Regions from separate parts of the Homo sapiens genome. Here region 2 is linked to region 1. A link is a loop called in an ENCODE intact Hi-C map of the cell type or tissue named here. Cell type or tissue: tibial artery. All regions are shown on one strand.

The links. Hi-C counts contacts between places; a loop is a spot of excess contacts. Peaks named below come from ENCODE experiments on the same cell type or tissue, not always from the same donor. Only the 100,000 strongest peaks of a DNase experiment are listed, where the experiment ranks them.
Region 2: it touches region 1 in a loop (2.7-fold over the local background); 1 of 110 quality-filtered maps calls a loop at or near these places.

Annotation. Positions count from the first base shown.
Region 1 is chr6:79,267,974-79,270,473 of GRCh38, forward strand. No RefSeq gene overlaps it. Among named protein-coding and RNA genes, the nearest start is that of HMGN3, 35 kb to the left of the region's middle. In tibial artery, no CTCF peak of the experiment used is centred here; a DNase peak (open chromatin) is centred at 1,267.
Region 2 is chr6:79,179,751-79,182,250 of GRCh38, forward strand. LOC124901347 (a long non-coding RNA gene) reads right to left here. Exons shown (of 2, transcript XR_007059653.1): 2 at 414-933. Among named protein-coding and RNA genes, the nearest start is that of HMGN3-AS1, 53 kb to the right of the region's middle. RefSeq lists a silencer at 1,219-1,419. In tibial artery, no CTCF peak of the experiment used is centred here; a DNase peak (open chromatin) is centred at 1,296.

The sequences.
Region 1 (2,500 bases):
AATTTTAAACTTTAAAATGATGAATTTTATGGTATGTGAATTATATCTCAATTTTTAAAGAGGGAAGAGGTAGACAGAGGAAGGGAGTAAGAAAAAGAGATGCCATAGAAGATGGAGAAAAGGGATCACAACTCAAGGCATGCAGGTGGCCTCTAGAAGCTGGCAAAGGCAAGAAAACAGATTTTCCCCTTGAGCCTCCAGAAAGGAAAACAGCCCTACTAGCACCTTGGACCTTGACTTTAGTCCATTGAGATCTTTGTCAAACTTTTGACCTACAGAACTATACTCATGTTTGTGGTAATTTGTTATAGCAGCAGTAGAAAACTAATACAGTATTTTTGACATGTGTAAGTGGAAATGTCCAGTATGAAATTTCATATGTAAGTCTAGAGTTCAGAAGAGAGATTTGGGCTAGACATATAATAGCAATTTCTAGGTGCTATTTCAATACATTTGTATTCAATACATATGTATGAAAGAATTAATCCACTGAATATCTGCAGGTATCTGAGGTTAATTATTACCTATTATTTACATTTTTAATATCAAGGCACAGAGAGTTTCAATAACTTCCTTGAGGCATGCGACTATTAAGTGGTAGAGCTATGACTCAAATGTGGGGAGTCTGGCTTCAGAGTTGGGTCACTTCTCACAAATAAATAGATTTGTGAATTATCATGTAGGTTATAATTGAAGCTATCTGAGAAACACCTATTAGTAACATGGAACACATCAGTCACATTTGCAAGAGCTCTTTTGGTGGAGTGTGAGGCAGAGGCCAGATTGGGTTGATGAGTGAATGAGGGTTCAGAAAGTGGAGATGTGAGTGTAGACAAGTTTTCTGGAAAATATGTCTGTGAAGAGGGAAAGAGAGATAGCATCATATCAGCAGGAGAATGGGAGTTGAGAAGGGTAGTTTTTCAATGAAAGTCTTGATGATGTGTTAAAAACTGTTCAGAAATTCTGATGGAGGGGGGTGAGTCTGTAAAAGTGAGAAAGAATAGTTATTCCTGTTTAAGAATTCTGAGAAGAAAAGAGGAGGGGGATATAGGACACTGGAATGATTGGCCTTAGATAGGAAAGGGACAGTTCCTTTATTATATCTGAATGGAGTGAAAGGGATGGGTGTAAGCTGATATATTTGGTTTTAAGAAGTTGAGGAAATTTCTGAGGGCTTCTGTATTTTATTCTCTCATACGAAGTAGGAGTCAAGGTCGCCCTCTGAGCGTGGGGGAGGTGGTAAAAATGTAGGCGAAGTCAGTGGCTGTGACAGTGGCACCGCAGCAGAGAATCAGCAGTTTGAGAAGAGTGAAGAAGACTTGAATAATCATTTTGGAGAACAGGAGATTAAGTTACCCAGAGAAACATCGTCATATTTTTGTCAGCCTCAAGGGCTCATTTAAGGATTTATTTGATTTGCTACCATCCTCTTAAGTTGTTCACAAATTACTACACGTCTTAGATTTCTCCTCACTCCCAACAGTATTGTAAAATTCTTCTTCGAATTTCATCTCAATGTCTAGGATAGTGTTGAGAAATATTTAGGAAATATTTTTGGATTAATTAGGGTATTCGATTAATCTGAATACTTCGGTTCCCAACATTTCTAGATAAAGGAAGTTTACTGTAACATGTTTATAAAAGGCAAATAAGCTAGACATCTCCTTTCAAATAGGATTTCAATAGAAATCTTCCATTTTTTTAAAAAAAGGTCGGCTATACAATATCTGTTTTAAAATTAACAAAAAAATTACAAAAAGACCTTATCCCACAAAAGAGAGAGAAAAAAAGTTTGAACCCTCTCATTTTTATTTTGAGGTTAATAAACTTCATTTTATAAATTTATAGATCCATTACTAGTGGAATAAACATTCACATGGGTGTGTTGAGTAGTGAGAACGTGAGCTCTTTTTTGAGGAAGCAGACGGTGAAATGAGACACGAGGGATGGCTCTGGGCAGAGATAAGGGAACTCCTGCCAAACTCCTTTCCTGCTTGTTACTGTCCACAAATATGTGTGTGGTTGCAATCGAGCTTCTTTGAGGCCCTGTTCCATGCCAGAGGCTGATAAAAAAAATGTGACCATTTAGTTACAAATGGAAATCTCACAGCATGTGAAGCATAGCAACCAAGAGAGTCCCAAGGAGATTACCCAGCAACAATCAGAAAGTTAAAAACAAAGCAACACAGTAACCAAAACATAACCCAAACTATAGAGCCAAGGAAAGCAGGAAACATTCTAGGCAGAGCAGAGATGCTCTGTGTCAGGTTCAATTCAACAGTGTCACAAGATTTGTACTTCCTCACTCATATTTAGCAGATGCCTACTGTGTGGCAGTGCTTTGCCAGGGGCTAGGAATTTTAAATTGAGTAAGAAATAGTCCATGTCTTCAATGAAATAACCCCAGCAGTACAGTGTGACAAATGCTAGGAAGAGGCATCAGCAAAGTACCATGGGAGAAAAGGAGATTTGGGGTGTCTGGGGATATGTTTAATTTGAG
Region 2 (2,500 bases), 88 kb before region 1:
CTTTTTGGCTAGATTTTTAAACTGTTAATAGTTTTTTTCTACGTGAAGCCTATTTCTTAAAGGGTCTTCTTTTTGAAAGTCTTATAGCATCATTAATTTATCCCATTTATATTAATCTAAGACATTAAATTACTATTATTTAAAGTTCCCAGATAGCATGAGATAATCAGTTATCAATCATTATCCTTTTAGACAATCAATTATTGTACTAAATTGATGTTATCTCAGTCAAAAAACAGAGACTTGGCATTTTAGTGAGCTCATACAGCTTCAAGTTAAATGTGCCATTTCTGCAAGGTTTTCTGATATAATGAATATAACACACAGTTTCCCATCATTACCTCTGAGGCCAGTGAAGGGCCTGGAGATAGGACCTGAGGTTGCAAATCCCTGTTTCAAATTACAGAAGAGTGTAACAGGCACTTAGCTTTATTGTTTTCAATTACATAAAGTAACAAGGACTAATTTCCAAAGCATTGGCATAAAATGTCCCCAGGGGATTTGGTTTAATGAACAGCTAAAAGTGATCTACAATGAACATATTTGCTATTGTACATAAATGGTGCTTTTAAAGAGCTTTAGTTTTTTTTCTTAGGGAGGGAAATCTGGTTTAGCCTGTTCGTGTGTTGTAATACACAGAAGGAGAACCTTGCATTGCATTCTGTCCCAGTGGTTCCCAGTGGTGCACCGAAGAGCAAGCATAAATCGTCTTTCTCCCTGATGTCTTTTTACCCAGCTTGCACCCATCTCAGGTAGAAGAAGAGAGCTGATCCTGATGGCCTGGTTTCAGCATTTGGAAGGGATTACTTTTTCCAGGGTGGAACTGTCTAAGGCATTTACACATCCAGCAATTACAGGTAGGGTCCCTTTTCTCTGACTCCATCTTAGTTCTTTTTTTCCATCTCCAACAGTGTCCAGGTTCATTGCTCTGACCTGCGAAACAGAAGCAAGGCAAAGGAAATGGCAACACTTCGATTAATTTTGAAAAAAAGAGATGATGTTGATGAGGAAATGGTAGGAAAAATGCCATGAGATGAAGGCTATCCAGAGAGTAACACTCTTTTGTATGCTCCTTTACAAATCTAACTTGGTCTGCCCCTGCCGGCGGGCTAGGTCTACTGGACCCAGGTTTGCATTTGCTAAGAAGATCTGTAGCAGAAGGTCCAGGTCAGCTAACTCGTCTAACAAAGAGTCCCAGACCTCAGTGGCTTAATTTGATACAAATATATTGCTTCCTCACATCACAGTCAATGTGGTTGGCAGTCACGCAGGAGGAGTTCAGGTTTCTTCTATCTTTTGACACCACCATTGACAGCACAAATCCTAGTTGTCACAGAATGAGTGGCCAGGCATAGAAGTCATGTATATCACTGCCACACATCTTCCATTAGTCAGAACTCACATAGCCTGAGCCTAATTGCCAAGGGGCCCAGGAGGAAAGTAAATGGGCTTGGTAAACACTAGGCAGTGTCTCTGCCACACCAGGTCTGGGCTAGGGGATGAGAAATATTTCTATTCCTCTCTGAAGGCCTGATTTTGGTGTCTTTGGAAGGGACTCATTGTCACATTTAATAGTAAATTCTGAGATTTGCCTTTCAATTTAGTGAATAGTAGGGGTTCACTTGAAGTTGAATTGCTGAATATTCCTGATTCTCCATCAAAACATCGTCTCAAATAGCATCTAATAGTACCTGAATCAACAGTTGGAGATTCTGAAAAAGTGAAATTCAAAAGCTTTGCTGGATCCTCTCTAAGTAGATTTTATTTAGTGTTGTAAAGGTCAATAAGAGTGCAGTAGTGTACTAGAGCTTTGGCTCTTTCCTGATTTACACTGTTGAAATGTTTTTTATCACTGAAAAAGATTTCACCTTAAGCAAAAAAAAATGCTACTGGGATTTTCATTTAACCTGTGTGTGCACAGGACACACTGGACTTTCAGGAGTGAAGCCCAGTTGTTAAGAACATGGGTTCTTTGAAGACTGTCTTAGTGTGACCTTGAGCAATTTCCTTTTTTGTTTGTTTGTTTGTTTGTTTGTTTGAGACAGTGTCTTGCTGTGTTGTCCGGCTGGAGTGCTGTGGTGCGATCTCAGCTCACTGCAACCTCCTCCTCCTGGGTTCAAAGGATTCTCATGCTTCCGTTCTGGAGTAGCTGGGATTTACAGGTACACACTACCATGCCTGGCCAAGTTTTGTATTTTTTGTGGAGATGGTGTTTTACCATGTTGCCGAGGCTGGTCTCGAACTCCTGACCTCAAGTGATCCTCCCACCTTGGCCTCCCAAAGTGCTGGGATTACAGGCGTGAGCCACCACACCTGGCTGAGCCATTTACTTAATCCTCTGTGTCTCAGTTACCCTATCTATCAAACTGAAGGGTGAGGAATAAGGATGATAATAATAGTACTTACCTGGAATAAAGTGGATTGCCTTGCTTATCCTATATTCCACCTCCCTCCAGGGGTCCTTCCCCTCCTGCGGAGGTTGAAAAGCTAATATCTGCAT